Regions from separate parts of the Homo sapiens genome. Here all the other regions are linked to region 2. The links are chromatin loops, found by intact Hi-C in ENCODE. Cell type or tissue: mammary epithelial cell. All regions are shown on one strand. Region 1 holds the start of LOC102724948 (a long non-coding RNA gene). Region 2 holds the start of LOC124907740 (a long non-coding RNA gene). Region 3 overlaps LAPTM4A-DT (LAPTM4A divergent transcript).

Region 1 (8,000 bases), 93 kb after region 2:
GTTAGGATCACTCATGAGGTTGCAGTCAAGATGTTGGCCAGGGCTAAAGTCATCTGAAAGCTTGACTGGGGCTGGAAGATCCACTTCCAAAATGGTCACATGGGCTTCTCCATAGGGCTGCTTGAGTACCCTCACAACATGGCCACTGGCTTCCCCCAGAAAACAAGAACTCACAATGTTTCTAATGACCTCACTTCAGGCATACTACTTCATCATTCCAGAATGTTCTCTTGATTACAAAGGTCAACCTAATTCGATGTGGAAAGGGGCTATATAAGTGCATGAATACAATGAGAAAGGGATCATCCATGGCCATCTTGAAGGCTGAAAATCCCATCTGTCCTTGTTCACTGCTGTATCTTCAGTGCTTCACTCAGGGCCCAGCACACTGTAGACATTCAAATAACAATTTTGATAAATGAAAAGGGTTTGATTAGATTATTCAATTCAAACAGTGAGGATGGGCACAGTGTGTTGCAGGAAGTCAGGGACCCCGAACGGAGGGACTGGCTGAAGCCATGGCAGAAGAACATGGATTGTGAAGATTTCATGGACATTTATTAGTTCCCCAAATTAATACTTTTATAATTTCTTATGCCTGTCTTTACTGCAATGTCTAAACATAAATTGCGAAGATTTCATGGACACTTATCACTTCCCCAATCAATACCCTTGTGATTTCCTATGGCTGTCTTTACTTTAATCTCTTAATCCTGTCATCTCGTAAGCTGAGGAGGATGTATGTCGCCTCAGGACCCTGTGATGATTGTGTTAACTGCCCAAATTGTAGAGCGTGTGTGTTTGAACAATATGAAATCTGGGCACCTTGAAAAAAGAACAGGATAACAGCAATGTTCAGGGAACAAGGGAGATAACCTTAAACTCTGACCGCCGGTGAGCTGGGCAGAACAGAGCCATATTTCTCTTCTTTCAAAAGCAAATGGGAGAAATATCGCTGAATTCTTTTTCTCAGCAAGGAACATACCTGAGAAAGAGAATGTGCCCCTGAGGATAGGCCTCTAAAATGGCCCCCTTGGGTGTGGCTGTCTTCTATGGTCGAAACTCTAGGGATGAAATAAGCCCCAGTCTCCCATAGCACTCCCAGGCTTATTAGGATGAGGAAATTCCTGCCTAATAAATTTTGGTCAGACCGGTTGCTCTCAAACCCTGTCTCCTGATAAGATGTTATCAATGACAATGCATGCAGAAACTTCATTAGCAATTTTAATTTTACCCCGGTCCTGTGGTCCTGTGATCTCGCCCTGCCTCCATTTACCTTGTGATATCTTATTACCTTGTGAAGCATGTGATCCCTGTGACCCACACCCTATTCATACACTCCCTCCCCTTTTGAAAATCCCTAATAAAAACTTGCTGGTTTTATGGCTCAGGGGGCATCACGGAACCTACCGACATGTGATGTCTCCCCCGGACACCCAGCTTTAAAATTTCTCTCTTTTGTACTCTGTCCCTTTATTTCTCAACCCAGCCAATGCTTAGGGAAAATAGAAAAGAACCTACGTGACTATCAGGGGCAGGTTCCCCGATAACAGTGAGCCTCCCCACCCCTTTTACCATTTCCAGCAAAGTCTCAGCAATAACTAAGTCCCATTTTTTGCCTTGCCTCTCATGGCCCCAAAGACTGAGTATCAGAGCCCTACTCAGAAGGTTAAGGGAACACCATCAGGCCACAGCCCTGGCTGCAGTCAGCTCTGGCCTCCGCATGCACCCTTGTCACTGAGTGTGCATTTCTTGAGGATGCTCCCCGGGCAGCCGTTCATGCCTCAGACATTTGGATCAGAGGAACACCAACTGAGGGAACTGGAAAGCAGTGGCTTCACCTTATTTGCTTGTTCCACGTCAGCTGCCCTCCAATGAGGGTGTGTTGAGCTGCACAGACAGCCCTGTCAGGGGCCTGTTTTTGGTGGCTCTGCAGGATTACAAGACTCCATCACTGAGGAGTGAGGGAAGCAGCTGACACTCCAGCTTGCACTCTGGATGTCTCTCTGTATGTGTCTGCCACTGAAAACTGGCTCTTCAATAATGCATGGGGCTATTAGCGCCAAGCTGAGGATGACTTGCTCCCTCCCAGCGATCAAAGCTGCCGCTGGGAGCCCAGTCGATGATCAGATTTCATGGGCTCCTTGTAACTGTTGCCCCTTCATATGAGATTAGAATGGACTATTTCATGGCCAAGGATGAAAGCAGCAAGGATTTGGGAGAAAATCCGGCTTCCCCGATAAATCAAAATGCTTCCATTTCATTACAAATGGGTGCATGACACAGCTAATAGCTCCTGTGAGAGGGAACGCTGCGGGACCAGCTGTCTCCACCAGCTTCTTTCGGAGGCTGGGTAAAATGTGTAAGATGCTGGACCAGGGAAGCCACTTGATTGCCTTATGTCCAGGGCACCTTCCAGACCATAGAGGCCTGCCACAAATCCCTGGGAAATTCGCCTTTATTCTGCAGCGTTAGCAAAGTTTGGAGCAATCCCCTCAGAGGCGATTGGGTGGTTGGAGCCAGGACTGCTGGGGAGGAGGCGGCTGCAGCCAGCAGCTGACATAACATTAATAGCTCCTCACCACTGTGCATGCTCATATGTCCAGTACTTTGCATATAGTAAGTACCTCTAATCCTTGCAGCAACTGCAATGTATTATTAGATCTTGCTACAGTGAAGAAACTGAAGATCAGAGAGCTGAAATGATCTTGTCAGGACCACCCAGCTAAGGAGTGCTGGAGCCCAGAGTGAAAGCCCAGGGCTGTGCTCATGCCCCTGTACCAGCTGCTCCCTCAAGTCCCTCCAGAAGCAAAGACAAATCTAGTAGCAAAAGGGAGTGTCCCTGGAGGAGCTGGCCATTTCAGTTACAGGAGAGGGGTGGGGTATGCAGTCGACTATGAGAATCCCCTGGTCTGACTTCAGAGGCTTCTCACAGTCAGGCCCAGAGGGCATCGCAGCCGCCTTTAGTGTCTTCTCCAGGGAGCTCTCTCCTTTCTCGGCTGAGATGCTGATTTCTTCTGGCTGCTGGCTCTGAGCCCCAGGGTGGATCATCTATCCTCTCTGTGCTTGCTTCCATCATCTGTGAATTGGAGGTAATGACGCCGCCTTCGTGGCAAGACAGCCCAGGAGCTGCTCGGGCCGCGTAGTACAATGGGATTCTCCTGGCTCATATATCCCAGCGAGAGCCTACCTCTGCCCACCTGCCCATGCCTTCCTTCCTCTGCAGTAGCTTCCCCGCTTCATCTATGCCCCCAGAGTCTGGGAAGCCTGGGTCCAAACTCCTCCTCCTTTTGAAAGATCTTCCCTATGTGGACTTCCCACCAGCCTATAGCCTGGATGGGTGGGATCTCCTCATCTCTAGTGTTGTGAGATGAGGTCACATATCACCAACTTGGCCAGGAGCCACGAGGAGCAGGGTGTGGTCTCTCCACTTCCACCTCCCATCTGTGCCCCCAGATCCCCTATATCTTCTTGGGCATCCAACCTGAGGCAGGCTGCAGCAAGGCTGATGGTAATTTTGTAGACCTGGCTTCAGAGTGTTGGGTGGTCTCTGAGTCAAAGAACAATTCCCCCATCCATCTCCCTGCCCCAGTGGACGGAAGAATGCCTCCTGCAGAACGAGCACAGGCCAAGGAGTCAGAGGCAGGCACCAGCGGCACCCTCAGAGAAGGGTCCTCCCTGCCCGCCTCCCCTGTCCAGGTTTGGACACATCTGTGTCCCTGACGTGTCCCTGATAGACCCAGAGGTACAGATGCCATAGGGAGGCTGACCCTCCCACCTGACCCTCCGACCAGATCAGAGCCCTTGAGGGTGGACTGTGTCTGGCTCATGCCCACGTGCCCAGGGCCAGCATCATATCTGCACGGGGAGATGCCCCACGTGTGGCGAGTGTTAGACCTAGTCAGGGGTGAGGAGAACCGGGACTGAGGCCTGGAGACATGGTGGGTGGGCTTCGCAGGCAAACTCGGAGACAAGAAAAGCTGGGTTGGCCACGCAGAAGGGGCTCAGTGATCGGGCTCTGACCAGGGCACTCATAAATACGTGTTTGCAAATCACCGACTTTCAATCCCCCCCACCTCAAATTCAGAGACAGCTTGATGTATGCTGTGCGGAGGAGCCATGGCCTAGGGACAGTGCCATCACTAACGCCCTGGGGAACTCCACACGCACGGCCTCTCCCTGGGACTCAGATTCCTCACTCACACCAGGAGCTGGAGTAGAGGTTCTCAGCAGCCCCCCATCAGCTCCCACAAAATGGCTGTTGTGAAATTCCCTGCACTGTGCCCAAACCCCTAACCACAGGCAGTGGAGACCCCAGGCCTCAGTGTGCTATCAGCCTGAGGAAAGGTGGCTTTATCCTGCCAGAATTCCCTCCCTCAGTTCTTCCCACCACTCCCAGCTCGTTGTCCACCTGCTGGGCAGTCCTATACCTGGGCCTGTCAGGACGAAGGCCTGCCCGGGCTAGCGGCTGTGCAGAGATCAGAAAGGAATTACTGCAAGAACCCATCTGTTTGTGCCTCTGCTTCAGAAGCTACTTGTGGGTTGAAGTAAAAGCTTTGGCTCTGTTGTCAGGGACAGTGAAGAGCATCTGTGTCCTTCGATGCTGCACATATAGGAGCTGGAACCCTAGGACTCTTCAGTGTCCCCTTTGGATGGGGCAGAAGGCCTGATTGACAAGTGGCTCTGAGGAGAAAAGTCTAAACAGACATCATTGAATGAACACGAATTGTTCCTCTTGAGGTACATATAGGCTCCAGTTTGCCTTCAGTCAGGACACAGAAAGGAATCTGCCAGGAAGGGGACTGGAGCGGGGATTAGGAGGGTTGAGCCTGCTCTGGTGAGCTCCATGAGCCTGGGCATGGCCTCCACCTTTCCACACCCGGGAAGGTTTGCACGTGCTGCTCTCTGGGGTCTGGGCCAATGGCTGCATCCCCCGACAGACACTAACAGTTCTAGTCACCATGGGGAAGAGGCGCAATGGTCATCCCTTCCTAGGAGAGCGTTTCAGAGATCATGCTGTGCGGCGGGTGTTTGATGTCTCACCATCCCCTCAGACCAGTGCGGTTGGGCTACCAGCATCTGCCCGCAAGGTGATCACTAGTTTCAGGCTTAAGTAAGCATTACTTCAGCACTGCCTGTGGGTTCCACGGCAGGCCAGGCATTTTCACACAGTGTTTCATGATATCCCACAATCCTCATTATCTCCCAATGAACCAGGTCCTGCTCAACACAGTCTGGGGCTCCCCGCTCCCCCTCTGCAGCTGCTCCATCTGCCAGGGACTTGACTCAGCCTGCTCCTCTTTCAATATTCAAGACAGAAATGCCAGGTGTGGCAATCTTGTCGGTCCTTCGAGTGTCAGCCAAATGCCCCTTCCTCCAGGAAGCCTGCCAAACTTCTCCCTCCCTGTCACGTATGCCTGTGCTTGCATCCTGGCCAGGCCCTTGTCACCCTTGTTGCTGTGGAGTTATTTGTACACCTGACTTTGCCCCCTGGAGCTCCCCAGGGCACCAATGCTGAGTCTTTCATTCCCTGGCGACACCCCCTTCCCCTCAGGCACTTGCTGAGTGAATAGGCGAGCACGGTTGTGGTCTGGCTGACACCTTCCTCGACACCCAAGACAAGGAATAAAGGGTTAGAGTCTTCAAAGTGATCCCTTTAGCCTGCAGGGAGACCGCAGCAGGGTGTACACTGGATGAAATTACGTAAAACACGAAGAGAGCACGGGGCACAGGAGTGCTTCTCAAGAAAGGGGCTCTGGGGCAGGAGCAGAAGCCCGTGGCAGGGACGAGGGCTGTGGGCCACTGAAATGCTCCCTGCCAGCCCCAGTGCCCGCAGACGGCCCCTCCAGCCTGGGGGAAGCTCTGCCTGCCTCCTCAGGCCGCCCGCAAACTGCTCGTGGCCCAGGGACCTCAGGGTTGCCTCCAGTGGACACACTTCGTGTCTTGCTAGAGCCCCGTTTCTAAGGGAGAGGCAGCCGACAGCTTGCTGGGAGATTTCTAAGAAGAAAGCTGGTGGGGTGGCTACTGCTTTCTAGATTACTCAGTGTGTGACTGGAAACACACTGGTCGCTTTGCACGGTCACAGCCGGCACAGCCTGTAGTCACAGAATGTTCTGGGCTCACCCTCTTCTCTGGCCTGGGGAAGTGAGGCTCAGCGTAGAGGCTGTACCCACAGGCACATGACGGTCTGCACCCAGGCCAGGGCTCAGTGAGGAGCCGGAGTGTCCCGGCCTGCCTGGACTCCAGCCGGGACCTCCCACATGAGGCTCATTCATCTATGCCCAGGATTCTCAAAGAACCCCGGCCCCAGCCTGCTCTCTGTCATGTGCTGAGCCCCAAGCTTACCCATGCCTCCTGCCGTGGGGACCAGAGAATGAGAAGACCACCAGGGAGACCCGCCCTGGAGACCATGGTGTGCTGCTGACTCACGGTGAGGCGGTTTCCTGAGGCGGGAGCGAGCCCCAGCCACCCACAGGAGTGTCTTCCAAGGGAGTGGAGGTGTGGGGAGACCAAGGCAAGCCCTAAAGGGTGCCAGGTATGGAGAGGGACAGAGGGGAGAGTCCACATCCAGGCCTCTACTGGGATGGGTGTGGTTTCTCCAGGGACAAAGCCATGAGTGAGGAACCTTATGATGGAGTGTGGGAGAAGGGGTGGGGGGCTCCAAGGAGGCTCAGCCAGTACCCAGGGCTGCTGTCTTCCCAGCGTGACTCACCGGGGCTTCTCCTCCTCCACCCAGCCCTGCCCCTCCATCTGTAAGATCTTTGATCTCACAAACATATTCTGTGCCCTTCCAGAGAATGACATCACCAAGTGTGCCCTCTGTCCTGTCACTTGGAGCTCCTGGAAGCACAGAATGTCCCTCAGCCTGGACACTGCCCCTGGCCTGGGGAGGTAGATGCTCCCCACCTCCCCTCCTGCCCTAGTGCAGAGGAAAGAAGATCAAATCTGGAGTCAGCAGACATAGGAGTCTAATCCCTGGTTCTGATATATCTAGGCAGTCATTGCCTTAGCCACACTCAGCCTTAATCTCCTGATCTGCAAAATGGGGAGAACCACACTAACTTTGCAGTTTGCGGTGAGAGTCAAGGAAACCCACGTGAGAAGTGTCTGGCACTGTGCCTCGCATGTAGTAAGTACTCACTAAATACTCGTTTACAGTTTTTTTCCCCTCCCTGTCTTAACCTTTTTTTCTCCAGTAAGTGACTGGGGACAGGAGTCCACTCTAAGAACCTCTGCCTGCCCTCAGAACTCCGTGGCCAGTGAGGGCTGCATGACCCCTTTGTGCTGGGAAGGTGCATCTCAGGACACTGACCTGCCTGTGCCCAGGCTCATGGTGTGGGCAGAGAAACTGTGGGTGAGACCTTTGTGAAAATGGAAACCCAGATGACCGGGAAGGGGAGGGGCCCCAGGAGGAGGGAGAACCAAAGGTCCTTGCTGTCTGTTATTCCACCTGTTTGTTTTCCCCTAATCCCCAGCCCACAGGGAGCTGCCACATTTCCCCTGACTCCCCCAGCGGGCCCAGCTCAGGGGCAGAGGCCGAGCAACACAAGCTGATCAGGCCACCATCACTGTTGGCTTCTGTGCCCAGGGGGTCCCTGCAGCCACCATCAGGAAAGCTCCCACCCTGGGGACAGTCTCTCCTGCCTCCTGTTCTTCCTGGGGTCAAAGACGTGCTCCTGCTCAAGGGTGAGCAGGTGCATGGGCTGGTGCCACCAGCTGGTACAGTGGCTCCCTTCTGCTCCCATGAGGGGCCTGGGAGATATTTCAGGGCTCTGTCCTCAGCCAAGCGTGGACTCAGCCAAACACTTGGGCAGGAGGGATGGTATCTTGTTGCCTTCAGGGCTTGGCTGAGCCCAGGGTCGAGAGCATTTTCAGATAGATGCCTGCTAACACACCAAACACGTCACTCCTTAACAAGATCTCCCTTGTGCCAGGGCTTGAGCTGAGCTCCAGGGAGTGAGAGAAAGGGGACCTAACAGACTTGTGGGAGACGAGCGTGA
Region 2 (8,000 bases):
AAATGGTTCTGGCTGTACTGGTTCTTTTTGAATCACCCTGTGCCCTGGCTGTTGTATCCCACCGCTCACCCGGGAGGAGGGTGCAGCCATCCCTGCGGCGCACACAGGCTCTGGGCCTTGGGTTCAGGAACCGCTGCCCCTGTCTTGCTCTGAAGCTCCCACTTGTGACCACTCCACTCCAGGCTTCCTTGGTGCCCGTCAGCCCTTGGGGGGCTGCAGCAGGCACTTGGCTGCCCCCGAAACGGAGGTCACCTTCCATCCACCCAGACTCGCCATCCTGCTTAGGTCCCAGGAGGGACGAGTTTGGTCCCAGGAGGCTGCAGGAAGCCCTCGGCCTCAGATCCTGGCATGGGAGGGTGCAGTGTGGCAAGATGCCTCCCCTGGCTCTGGGGTGGTTACCAAGTCCATTCTTTTCTGTCTTCCTCCACAGGTACCAGATCCCCAGGGGCTGCAGGGCTCACCAGCAGAGATTCCTCTGTCCTGGATGGCACAGACAGTCAGACAGGGAATGATGAAGAGGCTTTCGACTTTTTTGAGGAGCAAGACCAAGTGGCAGAAGAGGGTCCGCCCGTCCAGAGCCTGAAGGGCGAGGATGCTGAGGAATCCTTGGAGGAGGAGGAGGCGCTGGACCCTCTGGGCATTATGCGGTTGGTCTCCTGTTGTTGAGAGGGCCCCTTTGGTGTATTCCAGGCTTTCTGGAGATGACGTCCCCCTTCCCTGGAATCTGAGAAAAGCCCTGAGCATCCCAGGTCGCCCCCTCGCAGGGATCTGGGCCACGAGGCCTTGGCCTGGTGTGTTGGGGGAAGTAGCTCTCTGCGTGCCCTTGGTGGTGTGCATGTCTCTGGGACTGGGCTTAGGTGTCGCCTCCCTTCTCGGGTCACAGGATGTCCTCCACTTGTGGCTCCGCACTGGGGCTTGGTAGAGTCCTCCGTGACAGCTCAGTAGTGCAGGCTGCGGGCCTGTCCGGCTAGTGTGGGAGGACTGGGTGCTCCTTCCAGCTGTGGGACTCGCAGAGGTGGCTGCGGCTCTCTGGGCTGCATCATCTGCATAGCAGGAGCATTCACCTTGGCCCTGCCTCCACACAGGGCCATTCACCAGCCATACATCTCTGGCCATTTACAATCTCTTTTCTTCGGTTTTCCTCAGTGAAAATGGACTCATGGTCGTATCAACCTCTTAGGGCTCCTGTGACGATGAACTGAGTTATGTAAATTTAGCAATCAGCTACCATCATGGCCCCATCTTTCAGTGGAATCAGACCAGGCCAGGGGTGCTGTCCTCCCCGCTCTCTACCACAACGAATGTCTCTTAGCCGTTTACCAAAGCCCTCGGGCGCCAGATGAGTGTAGGTCCTGCCGCAGAAAGGAATTAGAGCCCAGTAGAAATTAGGCAGAAGCAAGTTCAACTTCATCAGCATGTAGAATTCTCTCCTAAAATCACAGCCCACTCTGGAAAGGCCTTCTTCGTGGGGAGGGTTATGGGAGGGTGGGCTGCAGGGTGGCCATGAGACCAGCGTCCAGGGGTGAGGATTTGCACTGGGAAAGGGTACGCGGCGCTCAGGGAGCTGCAGCAGAAACAGGCCTGAGATCTGGGGTCCTGCGGCACCTGGGCACAGCAAGTGCCCTGCAGTCGCTCCTCCTGGCCCTCCGTGGCTGGCCTTGTCCCTGAGTGGGGTCAGCGGCCCTGAGGGAGAGGCAGCCAGAGTAGTGGGTGATATGGGGACAAGCCTGTAATAGTCACTCCTTATCAGCCTGGCCCAACGCGGCAGGCCTTTCTTGGGCTTTATTTTGGTAAGGGTGAGGCTTTGTTTGAACTCACATTCTCTGTTGTTCTGAGTAACCACACGTAGTGCCAAACCGAGATGGACTTTGGTGGTCTGTGCCAACCTTTGGCTGAAGAACACACTTAGCCGAGCGGCTCCTTTTTTGGGTAGGAAAATGTTCTTTGTGGCTGGCAAGTGCTGCCTTGAACTTCCTACTTACTTCATTAGCAGATTGTCAGGGGAGATGTGTCAGCTATCCTGGGACCCCTTGGCGGGGCGGGGGGGGCGGGGGCAGCCCCCTCCCCAGCTCTGTACTCTGGGGCCCTCACCCCTGAATCCTGGGAAAGCTTAGCACCTAAGAGTAATCCTGCCGGCTTAAGACCCTCCCCTGCTGGGGTTTCTTTTTAAGGACCCGTGTGACAAGGTGCTGATGAATCAACGTTATCACCTCTGTCAGGAATAATAAGTAAATTTTTTGAGAGTTTATGAAATGCTGGGAACTAAGTTAGCATTTGCTTGCATGATCTCATTATATCTGTAAGACAGCATTTCTGAAACTACTTGCTACAACCCATAGTAAAAACTATATGGTACGCCATGACCCAGGACACACATGTATAAACATCCCATAAAACTGAAGCAAAAGTTCCCAGAACTCATACAAAACCTTACTAAGTGTATTGTACTGGGATATTTTCTATTCTATTTCAACGTTTGGAAAGGTCATGACTCGCCAAACTGCTTTCAGGATCCACTGTGGGCACAGGTCAAGAAACGGAGCCCTGGAGGCCTGCACTGGCATCAGCCTCTTCTGTGTGGTGGGAAACTCAAGTTCAGGGTCAGGTGGTTCGTCCACGTTCCTGCAGCCTGCAGATGGCAGAGCCAGGACCCCACGCCATCTCCAGTCCAGTCTTTATCAGCCTGGGAGGTGGGCAGGGCCCCAGGATTATCCCCCTTTCACAGATGGTAAAATCGAGGAAGGAGTTGAGCAGGATCTTGGCCAGAGCCGTGTGTGTTCCAGAGCTGTGTGTGTGGCAGAGCCGTACCTTGAAGTTGGGTTTCCACCTCGGCCTTTCACAGACACCCAGGTGGGCTTGTTGATCTCTCTTGGTGCCACCCACCTGCCCTTTGGTGGGGGACTTTCTGTTCTTCTCGGGAGGCTGTTTGTGCACCCCTCTCCCTCCCGTGCGCTTGGTTCCTGTGCAGATGCAGCGGCACCCGTTTCCCAGCTTGCCCTGCCCCATGTCTGGGCTTAGCTCTGGGCTCTCCTGGAGCGGCCACCATTTCCATGCAACCAGCCTCGGTCCTTCCCCGCCGTGGCCGCGGCGAGGCGCTGCTGCTCTGCTGAAGGGCTGCTCCACGGCAGGGCTGCTGGGAGGGTGGGAGTCGCCAGCACAAAGCCGGAGCCCAGGCCGGCCTGGCTTTTCTTTGTCTTTTAAACCTGGTTTTGATTAGGGACAAGAGAGCGTTATTACACCATTAGAGAGCAATTAAAGATAGAAAAAGCCCTCACCTCGGCCCATCCCAACACCACCGCTCTCTCCATCTGCTGGGGCTCTCTTCTGACCCCGTCCCAGCAGCATCCATGCAACCGCAGGCACAATGCACGTGCCTTTTCGTACTCTGCTTTTCCACCCTATGGTCTGTCCCGATTGCTGCTCCATGTCGCCCCTGTTTTGTATTTAAGTTTCTATTTTAGAATGTCACGGTGCTGAGAAAATTGACATTCTACCCTAATAGTTCTGCCTTATGCTGGAAATCCTCTGCGGGAAACCTTTTTCATTGTGACTCAAATAACACACAATTAGTATAGAAAAATTGCAAACACAGATAAAAGTCCTTTCCCTGTGAATTTCTGAATGCACCTTTGAATATTCACATCTTACTGCCAAAATGAGATTGTCTTGTGTGCCGTTCTGGAATTTGCTTTTTTCCAGCTTACATGTTCTAGGTCCTTCCAGATCAATAGCTGCACTCTCCCTCCTTCCTCTGCTGGTTTCTCAGCTCGATGGGCTGTAAGTGGCATTACCAGGCCCTTGCTTGTGGGCGTGGCGGGGTTTTCTGTAGGTTTTTGCTATTACAGGCAATAACCTGAGGAACTTCTACATATACAAAGCTTTTATTCTATGGAGCCTTCCCCTATATACGTGCCCCAGAGCAAGGTCCCTGAAGCTGCTTCTGGGGGCTTTGGGGTACCATTCCAGTAAAAGGTTCTCTAAGGGCTGAAGCCCCTCTGTTGGGAGGCCCCTCTGCTTTTCTAAGCCCTGCCCACCCCCGCCCTCAGGGCCCACTCCTCCCACCTCTTCTTTTGCACACAGGGACCCCCTCCAGGCCCTGGGTCCCTGAGGACTCACAGCGTCCTTGGGACAGGCTGGCTCCTGTATGAACAAATGCACCTGCCTGCAAAGCTGGTCTTCCCAGACTCCCTGGAAGGGGGAGCCCACACCCGGGTCCCCGTGCTGTGGCCTCCGTGGTGAAGCTGGATGTTTCTCTGGAATGCCACGTTTTATGGTTGTTTTTTAATATGGATTTTGCTTCATCTTTCATAAAACAACCACATGTATTTTAGTATAAAAATAATATCTTACTCTATATTTGGATGAAATCACTTCTCTGGAATGATTCTGTGGTTTTGAATGCTCCTGGCACATTGCCAGGTGCTCCCAGATTTGCTAACCCAAGATTTAGCAGCAAGACAGTCCCTTAAGGTGAGCCGTGGAGGGGAGCTCTGTGGGGACAGCAGGGCCTCAGTCCCACCTCCTGAGGTGCCCTGGAGCTGCTTCCCCGAGGGTGCCTCTTGCTAAATATCCCGACCACTGCGCATGGGCCTGGCACCTCTTTGTTCATTCCAGCCTGAGCCTGGGCACCCAGGGCTCCCCTGATGCCACCAGTGCAACAGAGACCACCTAGGGATTCTGGGCCACTGAAAGCTTGGCAGAGATAGAGATTCCAGGCCCCCCTCAGATCTGGGTAGGGCCCCCAGAATCTGTGTTTTAACAAGCTCTTGAGTTGGTTCTTCCGCAAGCTCCTGTTTGAGAATTCCCAGAAACCAAATTCTGTTAAAGTGTTGGAAATGCCAGAAAGGAAACAGGTGTGGAGAGTGGCAGGTCAGCCGTCACCACAGTCTGCCGCCCACAGGGGGCTGAGGACAGGGCGTGTCCAGAAGGCACTTCCGGTACTGTCTGCTCCCCAGCAACTCCTGCTCGGGCTGGGCTTTCCCTCGTCTGCTGACCCACCTGCTGGACGAGTTCTCTGCTGTGCCATCCTGGGGTTCATGTGGGGGCCACGAGCCAGGATGGCTGGGCCCGACCTCACCCTGCACCTGTGCAGCACTTAGCCCTGGCCTGGCTGGGGACCCAAAGCCATAAGGAAAGGAGGAGGCAGGTGCCACAGCTGCCCTGCAGCGTCACGCAGGCGGCACTCCACCCAGGCTGTCACAGTGATCACAGCAGCACAGTGTGCATGCCAACTGCATTTCCCCATCCAGATTACTGCCGTGGCCGGACGCAGCAGCTCACGCCTGTAATCCCAGCACTCTGGGCAGCTGAGGTGGGCAGGTTACTTGAGATCAGGAGTTCAAGACCAGCCTGGTCAACATGGTGAAACCCTGTCTCTACTAAAAATACAAAAATTAGCTGGGTATGATGGGGCACGCCTGTAATCCCAGCTACTCAGGAGGCTGAGGCAGGAGAATCGCTTGAACCTGGGAGGCGGAGGTTGCAGTGAGCTGAGATTGTGCCACTGCACTCCAGCCTGGGCAACTGAGACTCTATCTCAAAAACAAAACAAAACAGAAACCAAACAAACAAAAAAACAGATTACTGCACAAAGTCCTGCCTGAATGAATGGGCTGTTAGGAACAACAGATGTACCAGTGGTTTCTGCTTTTTAAATTCAGTAGCAAAACCTTTGGCTCAAGAGAAATATCATCCAGAATCCCAGTACATAAAACAGGCTGAAGTAGGATTTCCCCTGGTTGGGACAAGTGAGGACTGGATCTTTGTCCCTCCAGCCTCAGCCCCACTTCCTGGGGTAGCCCTGGGCAGCTTTGCAGAAGGCGAGGGCCCCTTAGAGTATGGTTTGACAGTGAGTGGGGCAGCTGGAAACCCCCAGGATGTGTGGCTACCCCCAGAGCAGGGTTAAAGATGGGCAGTCCCAGGTTCAAATCCCCTTTCTGCCACTCAGCTGGCGGACGCTGAGTGCGTTGCTGTACTTCTCCAAGCCTGTTTCTTTCTTTGTAGAGTAGGGGTAAAGTAGAGGCCCAGTGGCTGAAAGGATAAAATGAGATGGAGCACTACAGGAAAGTTCCTTTGTAAAATGTTATCACTATTTCAGATTCACTTTGCTCTAAAGAGGTCTTTGTGTATTTAACCAACAGTTGAAATATGAATATAAAAGGCAGCTTTTCCACTTCCTATAGTTGTTATGCAAATATCAGTCACTGTGATGTGCACACTATGACTTTACCTCCCTCCAGGAGCGCCGGTACACCTGTCACCTGTTACAGCTTCCTAGAGCAGGCGATTCTGGAGGTGGGGCAGCCCCTGGCCCTGGAGGAAGGAGCCTGCTTACCTGAATCCTTAGTGGGATTCAGTGGTTGCTTGGTTCCTTGAGAGATAGAAATCTGGGAGGTCACACTTGCCATTTTCCCGCCTCAGGCTCCCCCAGGACCCGTTGTGGCAAGTTCTGGCAAGTAACAACACTCTTAGGATGACAGAGCCTTTACGCTCTGAGGACTGCAGATCAGATCCAGGCTCTGTTGTTACGACTGAGGAACCTTCCCAGGATCACACAGGAGGGCATGAGAGCAAGAGCTGGGGGTCTCCTGACTGCTGGCCCAGGACTTTTCCCTTTTTCCCCAGGCCATGTCCAACACTTGTGCCAGGGGACTGACTTCTCAGCCCTCACCTGTTCACTCTCGGTTTTTGATGACATGGGTGATGGGCATTCCCCACTGCAAGGACAGCTAGCTGTCTGCTGGTCGTGTCACCATTTGGAGTGGATCAGGGGCATAGGAGCGCCCATGTGAGAACCAGCAATGGTTGTTTACTCAGAGCTTACTGCGACCAGGGAGGTGTCGGCCACCATCACCTGCATTTGGCAAAGATGCAAAGAGAGGCAGGGGAGTGGGACACTTTGAAGCAGATGAAAGGGAAGGCTCAGATACACGCTGATTGGAGGTTATTGGCATGGGGAATCCAGAAGCAGCCAATGAGAAGTGGGGCATCCTTTGTCCTCTGTGAGCAGGAAGTGGGGCATGTTTGGCTTTCTCTGGATGGTCCTACTAAACTGGAAATGGGGAAAAATTTAGGAAAGCTGGCAGTTATTGATCAAATCTTGGCCATTTGGGGCTGACTGCTGCAGAGGCTGTGGTCTGGCTTCCTGGGCAGGTTACTGCAGACTGTGGGTCAGAGTTCCACCTTTACATGTGGCCTGGCCATTGTCCCTTTGTGTATTCAGGCTCTTGGGGGTACTGGGCGCTTGCTGTAGAATGTAGGCTGCAGAGACCTGCAGCTGGGACCCACGTGGTTCCCTGGTGGTGCAGGAGCCAGGATGGGTGAGGGGCAGTCTCTGGCCCCATTGTGGAGAAGGAAAAATGGCATCACCCACAAGCTCAGGTGGGATTGTCACTGAGTCCTGGCCCCTCAAGATAGGGCTCAGTGGCCAGGAGAGTGGGCTCTGGCTGTTGAGAAACAGGTCCTTGGAATGTGACTCTGGGGACCATAGCAAATGATAAACGTTCATGGTGACCTCCCTGGCTGGCCCCTTTTTTTTTTTTTTTTTTTTTTTTTTTTTTTTTTTTTGAGACAGGTTCTTACTCTTTTACCTAGGCTGGAGTATAGTGGTGTGTGATCTCAGCTAACTACAGCTTCAACCTCCCAGACTTAACTGATCCTCCCACCTCAGCCTCTCAAATAGCTGGAACTACAGGCATGCACTACCATGCCTGGCTACTTTTGTCTACTTTTTGTAGAGATGAGGTTTCACTATGTTGCCCAGGGTGGTCTTGAACTCCTGGACTCAAGTGATCCTCCTGCCTCGGCTTCCCAAAGTGCTGGGATTACAGGCATGAGCCACTGTGCCTGGCCTGGCCCCATTTGCTTTTTAAGGCCCAGAGTGAAGTCTGCTGAGTAGAAAGCATAAGTGAGCCTAGACATCACCAGGCAGCTCCCAGGACCCCAGACCTCTGCCACGGCCCTGCGCTGACTTGCATCCAGGACCCACTTGGCAGCTTGCG
Region 3 (8,000 bases), 530 kb after region 2:
TGCACTTCTACCCAGTGATCTTGTATCCCTTGCTCTTGGAATCCAGCCACCATGCTGTGAGGAAGCCCAAGCCACACAGAGAGGCCACGGGCAGCTGTTCTGGCTGATGATTCCCCATTAGGGGAATCAGCACCAGCCACCAGACATGTGAATGAGGAGACTGTCCATATGCCTCCAACCCCAGACTGCAACTTCATGAAAGACCCTGCGTGAGAAGCACTCAGCTGAGGCCTGCCAGCCCCCAGAGCTGTGAGAGGTAATAAAATGATTATAGTTGTTTTAAGCCACTGTGATTTGGGGTGATTGGTTACATAGCAATAGATCACCAGAATACCCATGAACAGTGATAATGGACAGCCCTTGCCTCTCAGGCATCTCTTATTGAAAAATGGAAGTCCAATCCTTCCTTCCGAACTTGCCTTCTCAGGTTCTGAAACTTCCGACTATCAAGTGATTCAATCTCTCAAAGTGAGATTTGAAAGTGGGACTTCCAGGCCGGGCGCAGTGGCTCATGCCTGTAATCCTAGCACTTTGGGAGGCCGAGGCGGGCGGATCACAAGGTCAGGAGTGACCAATATGGTCACTCCTGAACCAGCCTGACCAATATGGTGAAAACCCGTCTCTACCAAAAATACAAAAATTAGCTGGGCATGGTGGCTTACATCTGTAGTCCCAGCTACTCTGGAGGCGGAGGCAGGAGAATCGCTTGAACCCAGGAGGCAGAGCTTGCAGTGAGCCGAGATTGCGCCACTGCACTCCAGCCTGGGTGACAAAGTGAGACTCTGTCTCAAAAAAAAAAAAAAAAAAAAAGTGGGACTTCCAGTTGTCAGAAGCTGTCAGAACACTCTCCTACTCACTTTCTTAAGGAAGTTAATCTCTTTAACATTTTTACTAAGAAAGGCAGTTATGATGCAAATTATTATGGAAAGCTTATGACTCAAACACCAGGTAGACCCAGGTACCATTCCTGATTCTGCCAGTTTCTGGCACTCTTTCCTGAGATGAGTCACTTTGCTTCTCTGTGCTTCAGGAGTCTCAGCTACAAAATGGGAAAACTCACACTGATCTTCTAGGATGCTATGATAATTAGAGATTTTTTACAAACAGTATTATTCTTAAAAAAAAAAGGGAGGGGATTTGATACAGCTTATGAGCTTATGAAGATGATACATATAAACTGCTTTGTATTAGCAATAATAACTTATATTTGTCAAATGTCTACTAAGTGCCAGGCACTGTTTTAAGCACTTTGCACATGTTAACTTTTTTGGATGGTTATGACAACCTTGTGAATTAGATATTACTACTACATGCATTTTATAGATGGGGAAATCAAGGCACAGACAGGTTAAGTGACCTTCCCAAGGCTATACAGTAAGTAGCAGAGCTGGAATTTGAACCCAGGAAGTTTGATCCTAGAGCCCACTGTGACATACTGCATCTTGGTAAATGTTTAACTCTGGGTTCTGGGTGTGATGGAGTAACGCTCGGCCATCTCTTCCTGAAGAAGCGATCTGGAGCAATCTGGTGCTCAAACCAAAGTGCTATCAGTGGTAAGTAAGATCCCTAGCGCTGATGTGTGCTAATGGGAGAGATACAGTAGGGATGAAAGTCACACCCAGCAGCCCCAGGCTGCTATGGTGGTTACAGACCAGAGAAAAGGAGACATCTGAGGAAGGGGACATTTTGTAACATCAGGACAGTAGCATGCACCTGGAGCATTCAGAGGCCTGAGTTACTTGGACAGAGGCAGCGAGGGGAAGTGGAGCTGGTTGCAGAACTCTTGATACTGAGACCTGCCCTTTTACTCACTAGCCATGGGACCCTTGCTGAGTCACCTGCCCTCATCTCTGAAATGGCAATAACTTGTGCAACCTCCCAGATGAGAGCATGTAAACAAAGTGCCTGAAAAGCCAGAAATGGAAGCTACCAATAAGTTTTGGAGGAAAATTTACTTAAAATGAATAAGACACTTCCTTATCTTCTTCTTCTTCTTCTTCTTTTTTTTTTTTTGAGATGGAGTCTCGCTCTGTTGCCCAGGCTGGAGTGCTGTGGCGCGATCTCGGCTCACTGCAACCTCCACCTCCCGGGTTCATGTCATTCTCCTGCCTCAGCCTCCCAAGTAGCTGGGACTACAGGCGCACGCCGCCATGCCTGGCTAATTTTTTTTTTTTTTTTTTGTATTTTTAGTAGAGATGGGGTTTCACCCTGTTAGCCAGGATGGTCTCCATCTCCTGACCTCGTGATGAGCCCACCTCAGCCTCCCAAAGTGCTAGGATTACAGGCATGAGCCACCGCACCCGGCCCTCTTCTTTTTCTTCTTCTTCTTTTTTTTTTTTTGATGAGGTTTTGCTCTGTCGCCCAAGCTGGAGTGCAGTGGCACAATCACCGCTCACTGCAGCCTTGACCTCCCAGGCTCAAGAGATCCTCCTGCCTCAGACTCCCAAATAGCTGGGACTACAGGCATGTGCCACTACACCTGGCTAATGTTTTTGAGAGACCGGATGTTGCTATGTTGCCCAGGCTAGTCTCAAACGCCCTGGGCTCAAGCAATCCCCTGCCTCAGCCTCCTAAAGTGCTGGGATTTTAGGCATGAGGCACTGCATCTGGCCCTTATCTTCTTAAACAGAGAGTCTTGAACATCACTTAGCTTTTCTTCATGATTCAGCGTTAATCACTGTGCAGCGTTAATCACTGTGAACATCCATTCCCACACTGAGCTACAGAATGAGGAGGGGCTTAGAGGACACTGCCTTGTTGGGTTTGACTCTGCCCTGCACTGGATGACCCCAGGCTGCTGGGCTTCTGGAGGCCTCAGGCTACCCCTCGAAAGATGAACAGTCTCATCCCTCACTAAGACTATCACCTGTCACCTCTCAGCACTGTCAGAATGTTGGCCTAAAGCAGTTTAATGAGACTGATTTGTTGCTTCTAATCTTTTTTGTGTATTTACAAACCGGATGCCTGCATTTGTTAGAAATGTTCATAAAAACAGGGATTCCTGAGTACAGAGAACGGAGGGGTTCAGCTCAGGGTAAAGAGCATAAGCTTTCATGCATGGAGCTTGTGACATCCGTCTTGGCTGCTCAGGACCCTGTTTGCTCCATGGGTTTCAACCGCTCCAGACGGGGAATGTGTCACTGTAGCTGGTGATGGTGACCTGTTAGGGACTCTGTTTAGTTCTTTTTTTTTTTTTTTTTTTTTGAAACAGAGTCTCGCACTGTCTCCCAGGCCGGAGTGAGGTGGCGCCATCTCGGCCTCACTGCAACCTCTGCTTCCTGCGTTCAAGCGATTTTCCTGCCTCAGCCTCCGGAGTAGCTGGGACTATAGGCATGTACCACCATGCTCGGCTAATTTTTTGTATTTTTAGTAGAGACGGGGTTTCCCTGTGTTAGCCAGGATGGTCTCCATCTCCTGACTTCGTGATCTGCCAGCCTCGGCCTCCCAAAGTGCTGGGATTATAAGCGTGAGCCACCGCACCCGGCCCATAGTTCATTATTTTTACATTGATCTGTTTCTCTTCCTTCCTGATGTTTATTGTAACAGTAACTTCAGGGCAAACTCAGTGTCCTTCCCAGTGAGAGGTGACAACGTGCTAGCAGCCCTCACTCTTGGCGCTTCCTCGGCTTCGGCGTCCGCTCTGGCCGCACTGGAGGAGCCCTTCAGCCCGCCGCTGCGCTGTGGGGGCCCCTCTTTGGGGCTGGCCGAGGCCGGAGACGGCTCCCTCTGCTGGCGGGGAGGTGTGGAGGGAGAGGCGCGGGCGGGAGGAAGGGAGAGGCGCGGGCGGGAGCCGGGGCTGAACACGGTGCTTGCGGGCCTGCGCGGGTTCCAGGTGAGCGCCGGCTGGGCTTGATGGGAGGCTGAATCCCGTTCGTGGACCGCCGTTGCCTCTTCGCGGGATCGTTGGCCACAATAGCAGGTCTCCCTCTCTTTCTCGCTTCCCTTCTTTTCCTCGATTGTCTGGGACTAGCTCCCTGTGGGCTGCCGGAGTGCCGGGGTTTGGTGCTGCAAAGTCCAGCAGCGAGTCCCAGTGAGAGATGAAGCCGGCTGGGCTTCTGGGACAGGTGGGGACTTGGAGAACTTTTCTGTCTAGCTAAAGGTTTGTAAACACACCAATTAGCGCTCTGTGTCTAGTTAATCAGGTGGTGACTTGGAGAATTTTTGTGTCTAGCTAAAGGATTGTAAACGCACCAATCAGCACTCTGTGTCTAGCTAAAAGTTTGTAAACGCACCAATCAGCACTCTGTCAAAATGGACCAATCAGCTCTCTGTAAAATGGTCCAATCAGCAGGATGTGGGTGGGGCCAGATAAGGGAATAAAAGCAGGCCACCCGCGCTTGCAGCGGCAACTTACGTTGGTGTTTTTCCATGCTGTGGGTGCTTTGCTCTTTGGGAGAGCTCTTGCTGCTGCTGCTTACTTTTTGGGTCCTTGCTGCCTTTATGAGCTCTAACACTCACTGTGAAGGTCTGTAGCTTCACTCCTGAAGCCAGTGAGACCACGAACCCACCAGAAGGAAGAAATTGTGGACACGTCTGACCATCAGAAGGAACAAATTTGGGCCATATCATCTTTAAGTAAACGGTAGCACTCACCGTGAGGGTCCACAGCTTCATTCTTGAAGTCAGTGAGACCAAGGACCCACCAGAAGGAACCAATTCCGGACACACCAGGACACCACCTCTGTCTCTTTAGTCCCACATCCTCTATCCATGCCCTCGCCCCAACTTCTGACACAGCGTCTTTAGATTACCCATGCAGGCATTTTCTCAGTACCCCTATGTGTTCAGTGTGTGGCCATGCACTCAGTGGGGACTGCTAGGGTAGGCTCAGCCACAGCCCTGCCTTTCACGAGCTCAGTCTGGTTGAGGAGGCTAAGGCAATACCCAGAAACAGAATACAAATAGGATGGTGAGAAACAGAGGCTGGCCAAATCTATCCCAGTGTGATATGTGAGTGCCGTGGATGGTAAGGAGCAATAGCTACGGGCATGTTAGGAAAGGAGTTAAGGAGGACGCTTGCAGTGACAAAGGGTGGAGGGACAGCTAATACTTAGCAATGCTCCGGCTCCAAAAAATGCTAGCAGGTATGAGGAGACCCGGGCAAAGCCAGCCCTGGATCCCCTGAGAGCAATGAGGAGTGGGCAGGTTATGGAACATGGCTGGATCCCCTTGGGACTGGCTGATGGAGAGCCTGTGGGCCTCCCTCCAGGCGGCTGGGGCTAGGATTGGGGCTTGGGGATGGGTGGGGTGAAGAGCACCAGGAAACAAACAGCAGAAGGCATGTGAGTGGAGGAGGGCAGGAGGCTTGGGCAGTACCAGTCTCAGCTGTGGAGGGTGAGGGCGGGGGCTGAGACAAGTCATGGAGGGGGTGTCCAAGTTCCCCCAGGATCCCTGGAGTCCGCCCAGGCTAAGTTCAGCGATAGCTACTCTGGCCGAGCTGCAGACACTCAGGTTCTCCGTGGCTTTGGCTCTAGGTGACCCCTTACTCTGGCAGTTAGCAAAGTGAAATTGTAATGGGCACTTAGCAAAGTGAAACGTAAACAGAAAACGGGAAGCCTCTCAATTACCTTGAAATTGGTTTCAAGCCATGTTAACTGAGAACACACACTCCCTTCCTGTTAAACCTCATGCACACACATCACAACAAAAGGAAGTTCTTGTCCTTGCAAATTTGCAAGTGGCGGGGAGCATGCATGCTCAGGGAATGGCTGGGCATCCATTCCTTGCCCCACTCCCCCAACAAAGCAAGGTGCTTTGAGCATAGAGATAGATGTTCCAGGACATAGGGCCCTGGAAGAGCTTCAGGAGGTTCTTTGTGCATCCCCCAACTTTGTTGGAGCTCAGAGAATCAGCATATCGTCCATACCCATCGTGCCCCGATATGCCTGGCTCCCAGTGCTCTGAGGACTGGGCAGAGGGGCAAGACATTGCGCTTGGAAGGTTGGGGTCCTAATAAGAATTCTGGCAAGGGCAGGTCAGTGGAATCCTGGCTCTTGGTCCAGAGGCCCCAGGAGTGGAGCAGGACAACTGCGTGTCAACATTGCTTTGCACACACCCTTCAACTTCCATTGCATCCTCTCAGTAGATACCTGGCATCTCCACTTTGTTCACATGAAGCAAGAAGGGCCCAGAAGTGTGCAGCCACAGGTCACACACCTGCTAGGTGGCAGAACAGACTCCTTACAGCTTTTAGGGCCCAATATGATATAGAGGGGCCACTGGGGTGGAGGTATGGGGATGCCAATGGCAATTCTCACTCTTTCAAAATATGGCCAGGTGCAGTGGCTCAGGCCTGTAATCCCAGCACTTTGGGAGGCCGAGGTGGGCGGATCACCTGAGATGAGGAGTTCAAGACCAGCCTGGCCAACATGGTAGAACCCTATGTCTACTAAAAATATGAAAATTAGCTGGGTGTGGTGGCGCCCCTGTAATCCCAGCTACTTGGGAGGGTGAGGTAAAAGAATCACTTGAACCCGGGAGGTGGAGTTTGCAGTGAGCTGAGATTGCGCCACTGCACTCCAGCCTGGGTGACAGATGGAGACTCCATCTCAAAAAAAATAAAAATAAAAATAGAGACCCCTGTGTTTCAGAAACTATCAACAAGATGTGAGGGCCTCTCCATCCTGAATGTCTTTGGTTCTGCAGACTGCACTTCCCCATCTAGGTCCTGGGGAACACCCTCATCCCAAGGGTTCTGTCTCTTCCCAGAGAGAGGCACCCAGTGCCCCCAAGGCTCGATTGCACTGAGAGGTGGGTGGTCCAGCATTCAGCTGTAGACAGCTTTTCCCAAGATGTTGGAACCAGGCTCCATATCCTAATGAGACGCTTACCCTTTGATGCCTCTATTTTTCACTTGGCAGGATCATGCTATAACTGAAATTTCATAATCAGTAGCTTCTGCTTGTAACTTGACAGAACCTGACCTAAGAGATCCTTTAGTCCACCTAGTGGGTGACCTTGGCAACATCCCTAATACAACTGTTGCTCACTGTTTTAATTCAACCCAGTCATGGGATACTAGATGATAAAACTGCTCTATATTCTTTATTGATTAAATAAATGTCTGTACTATTGCTAATACTACATGCTGTACTTGGATAAATTCCTCTGGAAAAGTTGAGACTCATATACGCAAAGTTTAAAAGAAAAACAGGCCACATGGTTACAAGTCTCACCTAATTCCCCATAATCATTTCATTTATTCATTGGTTGCCTTTGGGTCTAGTTCATGACTCAAAACTACTACACCAATTGAGACTATTATTTTACTTGATATTTTCCTTTTACATTTTTATTTGTTACTTGTTAAATTTTTGCAGAAGTACAACTCCTAACAAATAATGCTGGCCTATACTTTGAGATGATAACAAATGCCTACAGAACAGATAAAACTGAAATTAACAATAGATTCTAGGTAGACTTAGCCTGAGGGTCACTCCCTCCAGAACTTAATTGCTCCAATGTGGCTGAAAGGGTTTTGACACTGACTCCTAGCTGCTAATCACAACTGGTCTTGGTGGGACCAGACCAAGCCAAACTGGGACAGGTCCCAGCACTGGGGGACAATCAAAATCTAACTACAGGAATATTGATCAGCAGTGCTTTTGGAGAAAGATCTTGATCAAAAGGGGGAAACGTGGAAGTTGTCAGAATCAGGATGGAGTTACTTATGTTAAAAACTCAGACAAATAGAGCTAGGGAAGCCCATGAAGGGAGGGTTGTCATGCACAAATACCTTATAACAACAACTATCACAAAAGACTCACCAACTTCACAATCTTGCATAAAGGCCAAAACAGCCTTACCAAAAAAATACTTCTGTATGAAAATCTGCCCATCAACTGCCTGTCGAACCTCAGACTGGTACCATCCCCCTCACCACCGTTGTCGTCGTCTTCTTCTTCTTCTTCTTCTTCTTCTTCTTCTTCTCCTTCTCCTTCTCCTTCTCCTTCTCCTTCTCCTTCTCCTTCTCCTTCTTTCTCCTTCTCCTTCTCCTTCTT

Evidence for each region. Peaks named below come from ENCODE experiments on the same cell type or tissue, not always from the same donor. Only the 100,000 strongest peaks of a DNase experiment are listed, where the experiment ranks them.
Region 1: it touches region 2 in a loop (6-fold over the local background); 6 of 110 quality-filtered maps call a loop at or near these places.
Region 3: a loop joins it to region 2, with 7 times the contacts of the local background. A loop is called at or near these places in 4 of 110 quality-filtered maps.

What each region holds. Positions count from the first base shown.
Region 1 is chr2:20,538,300-20,546,299 of GRCh38, reverse strand. It overlaps LOC102724948 (a long non-coding RNA gene), which reads left to right and starts at 6,133. Exons shown (of 3, transcript XR_939794.3): 1 at 6,133-6,430; 2 at 6,795-7,129. RefSeq lists enhancers at 2,581-3,565, 3,566-4,551. In mammary epithelial cell, a CTCF peak has its summit at 4,419; no DNase peak of the experiment used is centred here.
Region 2 is chr2:20,631,083-20,639,082 of GRCh38, reverse strand. It overlaps HS1BP3 (HCLS1 binding protein 3), which reads left to right. Exons shown (of 7, transcript NM_022460.4): 4 at 431-647. LOC124907740 (a long non-coding RNA gene) reads left to right here and starts at 654. Exons shown (of 2, transcript XR_007086243.1): 1 at 654-2,850; 2 at 4,081-4,367. RefSeq lists an enhancer at 3,290-3,339. In mammary epithelial cell, a CTCF peak has its summit at 3,085; a DNase peak (open chromatin) is centred at 4,422.
Region 3 is chr2:20,102,659-20,110,658 of GRCh38, reverse strand. The region is part of intron 2 of LAPTM4A-DT (LAPTM4A divergent transcript); the gene reads right to left. Among named protein-coding and RNA genes, the nearest start is that of LAPTM4A-DT, 55 kb to the right of the region's middle. RefSeq lists an enhancer at 3,557-3,851. In mammary epithelial cell, CTCF peaks have their summits at 3,724 (motif pointing left) and 6,942; DNase peaks (open chromatin) are centred at 978, 1,828 and 6,928; H3K4me3 peaks cover 603 bases.